2 separate regions of the Homo sapiens genome follow, and region 1 is linked to region 2. A link is a contact called in ENCODE Hi-C or POLR2A ChIA-PET data. All regions are on one chromosome and are shown on one strand. The core of a region is the stretch at or near the end of the contact, and the rest is flanking DNA. Distances in the headings are between cores, read along the strand shown.

Region 1 (6,605 bases), core at 2,994-5,493, 870 kb before region 2:
TGGAAGGCTCAGAAACAGTGAGAGATTCTGTATGGTGGGAGCATAGGGTGGATGGGGATAGTGCAGAGAGAGGGAGGTTTGGACTGGTAAACTGAGGCTCTGTTGTTAAAGGCCCTAATAGACCGGGTGGTTTCGCTGAACAGGGACCCACTTGAAGGTGTCCTAGAGAGTTCTACCTGTGTGGAGAATGGATTGCAGGGGTAAGCTGGGCACGGTGCCAGGGAGAAGGCTGTTGGAACTTGTTGGTGATGGTGGCCTGAATTGAGGCACCAGGCATGGAGAAGGGCTTCTGGCTTCGGGCTTGAGAAGATTGATGCCCACATCCATGAAGATGAGCAGTATGAGAGGAGGAGGATTCTGAGTCACCATATGGGAGGACAGTAATCAATGCTACTGTTTATTGAGCACCTACTATTTTGTACACTGAAGAGTTCTATTGCAGTGTCTTGTCAAAACTTCCCAGCAGCCCTTGGAGATGAGAACGTCAAGATCAGTGACATCAAGTAACATGCCCAAGGTGACACAGTAAATGTGGGGCTGGAGCCTGAACCCAGGTCTATGTGGCTCCAAGGCCCATGCTGTTATCCACAGCATCAAGTTAAGTCAGGAAGCTGGAAACACAGTTCTCAGGCTGGAGAGAAAGGATGGGAACTGAGTCTGGAGGACTGGACCTCAGGAAGGTGATATCCATAAAATGCAAACTCTAGTCTCTGTCCCAGGACAGAAGCTTCATGTGTGCAACAGGTCTATGAAGAGAGCACCTACCATACATGTGCACATGCACACACACACACATACACACACACACACACACACGCACACACACCCCAAACAGGAAAACAACCAAAGCATCTGAGTCCAGGAAAGCACAGCAATGGGGATGGAGGATGGAGAGGGGATGGTTGCTAAGTCAGTGTAAGACCTAAACATAAATAACCCAGAAGGCCCACAGGGCCTGGTTGCTCAGCCCCACCCCACCTTAAAAGTGCTCCCAACACACTGTGCTGGTCCCTAGCTCCTTGGGAGCAACAGTGGGTTCCAAAATTGTGTCTAATTTTGTTGTTATAAGCTGGAAACAAAATTCCATAGAGATAGCTTTCTAGATGGCAGATCAGATGCCAAACCTGCCCTCTGCTCTAATCTCTTTTAGCTTGTAAAGTCTCTACAGTGTGATGCTGGCTTTACAGCAGATCCAGACTGTGTGTGTGTGTGTGTGTGTGTGTGTGTGTGTATAACATTTCCGTGGAAACAAGCATTCAGCATTCTAGCCCGGGACACCTGGATCACAGTTTTCTTGAATTGTAGCTCCAGAAGTAGAATGAATCTTATCTTTCCATCTTGTATGCCCCTACTCCACCCCTCTCCAACCTTGTCAAACAGCAGTGTAACATTTAGCAATGGGATATCTGTTTACCTGTCAGTCTCCATCCATGAACACAGGCTTGTGTATTACATGTTCCCAACACAGAAATGGTGCCTGATTCATGTTTGAGGAATGCAGGAATGTGGGAAGGCCCCCAGGGCCAAGTACTGGGACTTTCTCAAGACCTGGCCCAGTTACTTGCAGGGGATGGGGCTGATAGGAAGGAACTGGCACCTGGTACCACCTGCCTTTCAGATACATGGTGGGAAAGGTGTCCTGCACCTCAACTCTGCCTTTCTGCAGACTGGTGGAGGCCTGGTCTGCAGGTGGGGGCTCACAGAGTAGAGTCGAGGTCAGGCTGGTAGCCTCGAAGCAGGGCTGTCTGCCCCCACCTTCTTTCTCTGAGCTCTGAGGCTGGAGTCCTGAAGACCTTCTGGCTTCCAGTGAGAATTGGCACCAGAACTGAGGTGGGGGCTGAGTCTTGAAGTGGGGACAGATGGTTGTGGGAGGAGCTAGGTGAGGGCTCCCCAGCTGACACTCCTGGCCTGGGGAATGACTACCGCTGGAAAGGCCTGCATGGCTTGGAAGGCTCAGGGGCATCCAGTCTGACTGTGTCTGGTACAATGAAAGGGCTTGACAAATTGCATTTTCCTTCATCCTTCCCCTCCACCTCATTAGGGCCAGCTCAGGACTCCGTGTTTTGGGGGGTTGGCATGGGGATATCCCAGGCTCCCTGATGGCTGCAGAGGAGTTTGTCAAGAGAAAGGAGGAGACAAATCCCAAGCCATCCCAGTCTCCTGAGCATTCAAGCCAGTCTAGCTGAGAACCCCGCCTTTCATCCCAGCCCCCAGCCAGGGACCCTAGGACATCAGCCACTGTTCTGGGTTGGGTAAATTCTCCCCCGTCCTCTGGTTAGTTTGTCTTAGGATTTGCCCCTCAGGACCATTCATTCACTTAACAAACATTTGTAAACTTATCAGTCCTGGGAGGGGAGAGGGATCAAGATGGAAAGTTCCCTGAAGCTCCCAGTCTGAGGAAGAGGAGGCCCCCAATAACTGACTTCAATGTGAGGTGATGGGCAAGTCTGTAGAGGCAGGAACTATTGAGTTGCCTGTGGCATCATGGAAGGTGACCAAATCCATTGGGAGGGTCCCTTGAGGCCAGGCCACCTCTCAAAGGGGAGGAGGATGTCATTCAACTTGGGGCAGGAGCAAGGCTGTCATCTGAGCCTGTGTGTGTGAATGATAGAAAGTCACCCCTCAGGGCATATGAATTATAACAAGGCACCCACCTCCTCTGCCTGGAGTTGCTTTCAGACAGAAAACGGGAAGCAGGACAGTGGGGGCAGGGCAGGAGTGGAGTGAGGAGCAGGAATCTGTCCCAGGGGGCACCCCACCCCAGTTGCCCTGCTCAAGAGAAGGACCTGTATCAAGGGCAGGCTTGGATTCAGGGTGTGAAGGACAGCTGGAGGGGGTGGAGAAGACATTTCAAAGGGAAAGCCTGTATGAAGACCTCAAGAAGTGGAAACTGGTGCAAAGTGGTGCGTGTTGGGGGTGGTGGCTGGGCAAATGGCAGGATGGGCTGAGCTCTGGGAGATGCAGCTGGTCCGTGGGGCCTTGCATGCCAGATCAGGAAGTGTGGTCCTTCCCTTTGGGGCTTTGTCAGAAGGAGGATGACCCAATTAGAGCTGGGATTGGGCCCTGGGAGCTGATGGAAGTTGAGAGAGACTGGGGTGGTGGTGATCCACAGAACAGCTGGGCAGCTTGGCAGCTGGTCAGTGGGTTTGCAATCGTGTACGTGAGTGTGCAGACCCATGTCCAGCTGCAATCACACCTGCCTTGACTCTCTGCAAGCCCTGGAGCCATAGCTTCCTCCTCTCTGCCCCTAGGAATGTAGTGCCTCTTAGAAGGTGGGGGTTCCCTCCATTAAAGCTGGGGGTCTGGGAGGAGTCTATTTGCTCTGATCTGGCTTTGGAGGAAGGGTGGCAGCTCTATCAGAGGCTGTTGTATAAAGGCACACAAATGCCCAAGGTCACTAATCCGCCCTTTGGGCCTAGAGAAGTTGAGGGCATGACTTTGGAGCCAGAGGAAACCTGGAGCCTCCAAGGATCCCCCTGGAAACTTGGGTCAGCATAGTGCTTAGTTCCCCTGTGGGGCCTCAAACTTTCATGACCCTGAAAGGGAGTGCTTGGTTAAATTCTGCATCCTAGGCACTTAACTTACCTCACTCTAGTCCTGGCTTAACCCCACTCTACACCCCCGACCCCCAGCTCCATTGTCTCCTCCTGAGGCTGTTCCTGGAGTCAGCCAAACCCAGGGCCAGCCCTGGTTCCACTGTGGCAGAGGGTTGACCTCTGCCAAATAACCTCTGGTGGGCATCAGTGAAATAACAGATCACGGAGAGAGATCTCAGGGTCCTGGCCTTCCCGCAGACCTGTGGAGGCCTGGCTGGGAACTGGCTCAAGTGTGCTTGATCCTGGCCAGAGCAAGGACCAGAGTGACTCAGGCCCAAATCCCGAGATCCAGCAGCTTCTGGTAAAGTCAAGCCATTGGGAAGCCCCGGGGTGTCCCCCGCCCCCACCCCAGGCCTGAGCCCAGGGAGGCCCTGGCAGGCCCGCCCCGCCCAGAGCTCATTAAAGCGGATTCCCGCCTGGGGAGGCGCGGGCTTCCCGGAGCCCGGCTGGCACCCAGGGGGAAGGCGGGGAGCGCACACTTTGGGGACGGCGATGGACTCCCGCTGGGCCCGGGTGCGACCAAGGCGTGGCGCAGAGTGGCAGGGCCCCGGCGGCGGCGACAGGGGCTTCCCTGTCTGCCCTCCCTAGAGGGCCCAGGAGGAAAAGACAGCGCCGGAGCCGGGGCGGGCGCGGAGGGAGGGGCGGCGCCCGGAGTGACACGGCCTGTCACCGAGGAGGCCGGCGCGCAGACCCTCCCCGCGGCCGCCGGCAGCCAGGGATTCCCCGGGCGAGGAGACCCTCCCCTGGCAGCCGCCAGCCGCGCCCGGGCCCATCTGCGACCCCGGCCGCGAAGGCATCCCGGGGTGGCCAGCAGTGAGGCCGAGCGGACGGGAGAGGCGCCCCGGGCCGGCGGCGGGGTCCCCGTGCTCGGCGACAGGAAACTCTGGGGAGTGAATGGAAAGAAGTGGGTGGTCCGGCCCCTGCGACTTCCCCTGACATCACTGCCCAAATAAGGAGCTTCCAAGCGGCCGCGGGGCGGCCCGGAGCCGCGCCCGCCGCCGGCGCCCGCCCGCCAGCCCGCCCCGCGCCCACCCCGCGCCGCGTGGGCCGCCAGCGAGCGCCTGGGGCACCGCCGGGCGGAGCCGAGCCGGGCGGAGCCGAGCGCGCGGGCGCTGCCGAGCCGCGCGGAGGCCGGGCGCGCAGCCCAGCGCAGCCCAGTCCAGCGCGGCGCAGCCCAGCCCAGAGCAGCGGAGCCTCGGCCGCCCGCAGGTAAGCAACGAGCGCCCCGCGCGCCGCGCCCCCGCCGCGGCCTGGCAGCCCAGGGACCGGGCACCGCCGAGCGGGCGGCAGAGGGACCGGAGGGAGCCGCGTCGGTGGGAGAGGGCTGGGCGCGGGCGCGCTTGCAGTAGTGCGTCGGTGCCAACTCCCGGGACCCTTGGAGTGAGGGGCCCCGGCTTCTTCGCAGCCTGCGGTGGCCTGATGCACGCGCTCTCAGCCAGCGTTTTCCAGACACTACTTCTGTCACCACCCTAGGGCGACACAAGCGTTCCCGCGTTCACACACTTCTCTGGCACACTCGCGCCTGGCACGGCCGTTGGCGTGCACAGCCTCCTGTGTCCAGCGCAGACTCTCACCCCGGCGCGGCGCTCACCCCTCGCACCCACGCATACCGTGGGACACGGCACACCCGGCGGGAGCTGCTGAATGGGTTTGGCAGCCCTAGCTTCCCCCAAGGCCATGCAGTTTCAGTCTGTCAGAGCCCACCAGCCTGGGGCTCCTCGGGGCTCATTGGGAGTGAGTTAAACTAGCATTGCTCTGGATCCTCCGAGGAGCCCCTCCTCCCGGCATAATGACAGCTGGCACTGGGGGTACATCCTAGCGGGTTGTACCTGGCATGGTCAGGAGGGTGTGGCGACTGGGAGAGATCTACTCCCACTTCACAGCCTGGATGTTTCCAGAGCGGCTTCTACTCCAGGGGCATTTCTGAGAGCACCCTCCCCAACCCCCCTTAATCAGAGCAGGGTGCTTGGGCTTCAGACAGAAGTGGTGGTGGCTGCAAAACAGGTGCAGATAGCATCAGCCTTGGCATCTTGCAGGGATCTCTGCATAGTGGCCACAGTTGTTTATCTATAAAAATATAATGTATTGATTGATGTTTCATCAAGGACATAGGGGAAACTGATAGAGCCAAATTATGGGTCTATCCCTTAGTGACTCTGGGCAGACTCGTTCGTCTCTTTCAGGCTATGTTTTATCAAAAATGGAATGAGTGTCCCCAGAGGTATGTTTTTAAGAAAGATTGAGATCACGTAAGTAAAAAATGTTTTGTAGATGTAAAGCCTTGTGCACGTGCCAGTAACTGTGGTTTGGATGATTTCTGGGCTGGTAGTTGTCATGGCTCTGCTCTGTGACTTAGAACACCCTTTCTGTTCCATCATCTGCAAAAAAGGGGTCATTAATAAGTGTCCTGTGTGCCTAGTAGCAGATTTTCCCAGTGTGTTCAGTGGATTGTTAGTTCTGAAAGCTGTTCCACCAGTAAAGGTTTCCCTGTTAGAGTAAGAATGGCAAATTGTGCAAGCTCTCTATTACCCTTTTGGCCAATTACAATCCATACTGGCAAATGAAAGGCTCTGAGAAGTCCTGCAATAAAAGACTCTTTAACTTTGTCCAACCCAGCATTTTTTTTCTAGTTGCGGGCCCTTTTCAAGTTAGTAGGCTTGCTCTCCAAGGAAACAGTGCTTCAGGGGCTACCCATAGAGATGATGTAGTGTTGTACAGTTGCAACCAAACTTTGAGAGCTAAATTCTAATTGGTCTGTTTTAATGGAGAGTAAGCAGAAGCCCAGAACAGTTAAGAGGCTCATCTGAGGTCACACAGCTAAACAGTGGCCCAAGATCACCCAGTAGTTAGTGGTAAAGCACGGACCGCAACATGACTCCCCATCCAGTGCTCTCACCTCACTGAATGACATCCAGAAGTTGAGAATTTTCCTCTAGAACCAGTCTTGCTGCTTTGTATGGACACTTTGCAGAATGTGTTTAAAAAACATAAAGAGTCAAATGATTTATT
Region 2 (6,128 bases), core at 607-3,106:
CCCAGCCAGGGCCCACCCCATGCCTGTCATGTGAAGGGCATTAGATGACCAGACCCCAACAAGGGAGGGGCTGGCAGGTGCCCACATGGTCATGCCACAGCCAGCTCCTTTGCCCAGGCAGCCAGGCCAAGGAGAAAAAACCCTTGATGCAGGAGGGCAAGTGGCAAGGTCCCCTTCCCCCACGGGCAGCAGCTGCAGCCAGGTCCAAACACAGGGGCACAGGGGTTGGTGTGGCTTGAGTTCCAGCCAGCAGCCCAGCCCAGCTTCCACATATATACACACACCCTGCCCAGCTGACGATGGGTCTCGTTGAGACACCAACTGATTTTCGCTGAGAGCGCAGGCTCAAAAATGGGGCTGTGTCCATCAGGGATCCTAGACAGGCATCTGGACCCCTGGAGTCCAGCCCTAAGTCAGCAACTTCTCAGCTGAATGACCTTGGGCAAGTCACTTCTCCTTTCTGAGCCTCAGCACAAAATAGCATAATAGTATCTTCCTCCAGGGTTGTTACATGAATTCAGTGGGATTCATTGAACAAACAATAAGTAAAGCCCACAATGGGTCCAGCATGCCTAAAACGGCTTTGTGGACTGTCAGTGGGAGAGAGGACCTCCTTCCCAGTACAGGTAGTATTTTGGACCTCGAGCTAAGGCTCGAGATGTGAAAAACGTCTGCCCAAGACCATCCAGAGGGTGCCTAAGCCCAGGCCAGCCCCTGGGAAGCTCTGCAGAAAGGTTTTCACTGTTATTTATCATCATTGGAGACAACTAAGATGCTTGGACTGAGCCTGGGTTCTGGTCTGGGCTCTACTGCTGACCTGAGTTTAGTCCCTGCCCTGTTCTGAGCCTGTTTCCCCCTCAGAAGAATGAGGGGGCTGGGTGAGACCAATGATTTCCATACTCTGTTGAGCTTCAAGAAAAAGACAGAGCTGGGGCTGGCTGAACTGCCAGGACTCTGCCCCTTCGCCAGGGTGTCCCTCCATTATCTGGGCCAAATCCCAGTGTACCCTCTTGGAGCCATTATAAGGCCACTATTCTAGGGACCCCCATGGACCCCAAGCTTATATCCCCAGACTCCCTTTCCAGACAGCCTCGGCGCCTGCACCCACCCTCTCTGCTTCCAAGGCCACCCCCACACACCACCAGCTCCCAGCTCAACCACACACATCTCCCCCCAAGCCAGAGTTTGCATAAGCAGCTGAACTTTCCCTATAGGCAAAGTCCTAGGGCTCCGGGTCAGGTTGAGCCAGGCCCTGAGCAGGGTTGGTCAATAGCTCTGGAGGAGGCACTCAGGAGGCTGGACCCTGGGGGGAAGGTAAAGGAAAAAGGGGGACAAGTTGGTAGCATCCCCAGGGCTCCTTGCCAGAGTCCTTACCCCTCCAGCATCCTCCTCGCCAGTCCCAGAAAGGAGTTTCTAAAACACGAATCTGCCATGTTACTCCTGACATCACTTCCTTCCCATCACCCTCTCAGGAAGCTGCAGCTCCCCAGCCCGGTGTCCTCACTGCCGAGCCTGGCCCTGTTGCATCCCAGCCTCTTCTCCAGATACCTCTTGCCTCCTCTAGGATCCCGCTCTTCTGACTTCTTGCTGTTCTTTGCAAATGCCCTGTTCAGCCTCACTTCTGGGTCTCTGCCTGTGCTATTCTCTCTGCCTGAAACACTGTTCCTTGCTCCTTTTCACCTAGCTAACTCCTACTTCTACTCATCTTTCAGTCTCAACTTAAGCCTCTTCCTCTGGGAAGCCTTCCCAGCCATGCCCAGATTGGGGCAGGGCTTGGCCCTCTGTGCTGGGCTCCCACTGGACTCCGTGCTGCCTGGACAGTGGCACTTATCACCCTGCCTGGTAACTGCCAGCTTCCCAGCCCATCTCCCCCAGGGAGCAGAGGAAGGTCTGATTCATTGCTCTGTCCCCAGAGTCTGGCACAGGGCCTGGCCCGGGGAGACTGGCATAAGCAGCTGAACTTCATTTAGAAGTGAAGGTTTCTCAAATGAAAGGGCGAGAGAGGGAAGGAATGAGTCCCCAGGGTAGAATCGGGGTGGGAGCAGGACCTTGAACTGTATTTATTTATTTATTTATTTATTTATTTATTTATTTGATGGAGTCTCACTCTGTCATCCAGGCTGGAGTGCAGTGGCACGATCTCGGCTCACTGCAACCTCTACCTCCCGGGTTTAAGCGATTCTGATGCCTCAACCTCCCAAGTAGCTGGGACTATAGGTGCGCACCATCACACCCAGATAATTTTTTGTATTTTCAGTAGAGACGGGGTTTCACCATGTTGGCCAGGCTAGTCTCGAACTCCTGACCTCAGGTGGTCTGCCTGCCTCTGCCTCCCAAAGTGCTGGGATTACAGGCGTGAGCCACAGCGCCCGGCCCAGGACCTTGAACTTTAAGGCTCAACTTCTCCTAATATCACCCCCCATTAGAAGCAGGCAGACATAGTCCGGGTGAGTTAGGTGGGTAAGATCACAGCCTATAGAGCTAGACTCTTGTGGTTAGAATCCTGGCCCTGCTACATGTACCCAGGCAAGTCACGTAACCTCTTTGTGCCTCAACTTCCTCATCTGAAAAGTAGGCATAATAACAGTACCTACCTCATAGTGTCATTGAGAGGAAAAAGTGATAGAAGGCGTGGCAAGCTCTCAGAGCAGCATCTGGTCCACGGTAAGCACTCAGTAAGGTCCTGCTAGTATTATCTTTGTTATTATTGAGAGCCAGAGCAGAGAGGGAGGCTGAGACTCAGAGAGGGAGGTGACTGCTAGAAGCTAGCCAGCAGGATCGTGTCTCTTGCCTTCCGACCCCAACCCGGTGCCCCTGATGTGCACTGATTACCCCCTCGGCCCCCCACCACAGTCCTGCAAACCGTTCCCACCCTCTCATGTCACAGAATCGTTGCACACTCGGCCTCTCCAGGCACTCAGTTGTCTGAGCTGAGCCCAGAAAACTCCCGTCCTCTTGGGCATTCACCACTTCCTGGCTGTGTGACAAGGGCAGTGTTTCACCTTTAAGCTTCAGTGTCATCTTCCATCCAATGGGGATAATGATAGGACCTACCTCATAGGGCTCTTGGAAGGATTAAATGAAGCAGTGTGAAAAATATTTAGCACAATACCTGGTAGAGATTAGACTATGAATCTTATTACTCAGTGACAAAGTCTGTGCTTAGAACTCTAGCCTGGCTCCAGCTTCGTGCATTCTTTTCCTAGAGTTCCCCAGGTCTCCAGCCTGGGCATCTCTGAGCTGTCCTCCAGGGGAGCCTGAGGACAGGAATTGCTAGTGTGGCCACCCTGCTTTTACAGGGCCTGTGTCATTCCACCTGCCCCGCTCCCCCATATGTCTCTTCCTCAGGGCTCAAAGCAGTGCAAGTGAAAAGTGAAAGTGAGATGAGGGGCCCAGGACCCTAGAGAAGTGGGATCCTCTGATGGCAAGATAAGAACAGTAAAACCAGGGCTGGGTGCAGTGGCTCATGTCCGTAATCTCAGCACTTTGGGAGGCCAGGGTGGGAAAATTGCTTGAGCACAGGAATTCGAAACCAGCCTGGGCAACATAACAAGATCCCCTCTCTACAAAAAATTTAAAAATTAGCCTAGCGCCGTGACGTGCACCTGCGGTCTCAGCTACATGAAAGGCTGAGGCAGGAGGATCGCTTGAGCCCAGGAGTTCAAGGCTGCAGTGAACCATGATCACACCACTGCCTTCCAGCCTGGGTGAAAGAGTAAGACTCTGTCTCAAAAGGAAAAAAAAAAAAAAAAAAGGTAAAACCACCACAACCCCCCTGTTCTTCACAGCACTTTGCAGTTTACCAAGCACTTGCTATAGGAAGCAGCCCCGTGAGGTGAGCAGGGACAGATGGCAATTGTCATTCTATGTATAAGGAAGCTGGTGCCTCAGAGAGGTTGGGTCACCTGCCTGGCATCACACAGCCTCCAGGAAGCAGAGGCAGGAGCTGAGCCCAAGCCTGCTGCCTCCCGGTCCAGTGCTCCTTTAACTGAGGGGTGAGCCCTTGATTCTGGCTGATCTGCCCCCCACCCCCCCACCCGCCCAACCCAATCTTAGGAAAGAGCCTTGGGTTGGTCCTCACTGCAAAGTGCGGGACCTGAGGCTCCTCTGTCCCCTGATCCCTCTGTCCCTACCAGACCCCTCCCTCTTCTGGCTCCACAGCTCAGTGGGGAGGAGCCGGGATGGCGCCCAGACTCAGGGATTTCACGCACCACCGGTAAAATTTCCAAAAACACTTTGGGGACTGCATAAGGTTGTCAACTTTTTATTTTGCCAAGCAAGGACATTTTTTTCCCAGCCCATCATTTCATAAAAGAAAGGACATCATCTCATACTAAAAGACAGTCCTTTAAGTGGAATAAATTTAGCTTTATGAAAGAGTCGCCACCCCGTCCTTATTCTCCTCAGTTTTGCCTTAGGCCACTGGAAACTGCCTTGGGTCAGCTGGCGAGGCTGAGAACCATTTAGAGCTCGGGCTTGGCCCTGATGCCGACATGGGTTTGAGTCTTGACTCGACCACAGACAAGCTGTGTAACTTAGTATGTGGTGTTTCTCTTCTTTGAGCCCCAGTTTCTTGTCTGCAAAATGGGAACAATAATAGTGCCTGCTACCTAGCGGGTACTGGAAAAAATAGATGACCTCACGTCTGCACAGCACTCACTCAGAAAGAGTCAAACCCTGGTTCCCATCCAGTGTCCCCACCCTGGCCTGTCACCGTGTATGGCTCCCCACTGCCCACAGGGTAAGGCCCACCTCCACAGCCTGTCAATCAAGGCCCTGTGCTCTGCAGGTCTTGGGGCAAAGGAGTGAGGGGAAGGAAGTCCCATCTCAAGGCCTTTGCTCTGCTGTTCCCTTCACCTGGAGCTCACTCGGGATAAAAATCATGAACACCCACAGCTCAGTGCTCCACACAGAGGGCTGAGGGGTCTTTTCTCCACTTCTCTCTAGTTGGCAAAACCCTTCTCATCCTTACTACTTGGCCCCAATGCCACCTTCATCAAACATTCACTCATTGCTGACCATGTGCCAAGAATTGTGTTCAACCCCCACACACCCAGTTCTCATAGTCCCATGCAGAAAAGCAAAAAACGCACAGGGCTGGGTGAACAGAACTCTGGGGGCACTGAAGGGCCCTCAGTTGAGCCTGGGGGTAATGGGGATAGGGAGTGCTTCCAAGAAGAGGTGGTGCTCAAACTGGGAGTTGAAGGATGAATAGGAGTTAGCTAGATGATGCAGTGGGCAGAAGAGGGGAGGGAGTTGCAGGCAGAAGGAAAAGCACAGAAGCACTAAACAGCGCAATGCTTTGGGACACTGTAAGTCATTTCTTAGGTGAGAGCAAAGGATGCTTGTGTGGAGGGCATTTCTGACTTGGGCACTGGGGATCGGGGAGTCACTGTCACATGGATTGAGGAAGGAGGGCAGGTTTGGAGGGAGATGCTGAGTTTGAGATGCCCAGGGAATGAGGAGGAGAGGTGTCAGCAGGCAGGAAGCGCAGGGATGAAACTGCAGAGCGGAGGCTGTCATCATAGGGGTGACCCCTGATGTCGTAGGAGTGCATGAGACCACCCCCTGAAACTATGTACTGTGAAGAGGACTTGAGACAAAGCCCCAACATTCAAGGGGCAGAAAGAGGAGGCAGAGCTGCTTGCTGATAGAACCAAGAGAGAAAAGCCACAGAGGCAGGTTTGAGGAAAGCCAGGGGGGTTGCATTCAAGAAGGAAGGGCCCAGCAGGCAGCCATGGTGGCTCCCGAGGCCACCGTGGGAGGATCGCTGGAGCCAGGAGTTGGAGATCAGCCTGGACAACATAGCAAGACCCTGTCTCCACAGAAAAATTTAAAAACTAGCTGGGTGTCTTGGTGTGCGCCTGTAGTCCCAGCTCCTTAGGAGGGTGAGGTGGAAGGATCACTTGAGCCCAGGAGGTTGAGTCTGCAGTGATCATAGTGATCATGCACTCCAGCGTGGGTGACAGAGTGAGGCCCTGCTTCAAAAAAAAAAAAAAAAAAAAGAAAGAAAGAAAAGAAAAGAAAGAAGGGCCCACAGGGGCCCCTTGGGGAGGCAGCATGGTGGAGTGGCCAAATGCATGGCTCCCAGAGATGCACATGCTAGGTTCAAATCCTGCCTCTACCAC

Evidence for each region. A loop is a pair of places that touch in the nucleus more often than their neighbours do. ChIA-PET counts read pairs that join two places held with the same protein, here RNA polymerase II (POLR2A). Pooled maps may share reads with other maps.
Region 1: a map of tibial artery shows a loop between it and region 2 (7-fold over the local background). The contact joins two enhancer-like sites. A Hi-C loop is called at or near these places in 1 of 168 maps with a recorded cell type or tissue (tibial artery) and 3 of 50 pooled maps. POLR2A ChIA-PET finds 5 or more read pairs at or near these places in 1 of 52 experiments (GM10248).

What each region holds. Positions count from the first base shown.
Region 1 is chr1:41,660,334-41,666,938 of GRCh38, reverse strand. The region is part of intron 2 of HIVEP3 (HIVEP zinc finger 3); the gene reads left to right. Among named protein-coding and RNA genes, the nearest start is that of EDN2, 180 kb to the right of the region's middle. RefSeq lists a silencer at 3,957-4,836. Within about 2 kb of position 4,243, at least 31 of the 41 ENCODE cell types and tissues checked have a DNase peak (open chromatin) inside an H3K27ac peak, as active enhancers do; they include tibial artery, where a contact is called at or near this core.
Region 2 is chr1:40,792,882-40,799,009 of GRCh38, reverse strand. The region is part of intron 1 of KCNQ4 (potassium voltage-gated channel subfamily Q member 4); the gene reads right to left. Among named protein-coding and RNA genes, the nearest start is that of KCNQ4, 12 kb to the right of the region's middle. Within about 2 kb of position 1,856, at least 8 of the 41 ENCODE cell types and tissues checked have a DNase peak (open chromatin) inside an H3K27ac peak, as active enhancers do; they include tibial artery, where a contact is called at or near this core.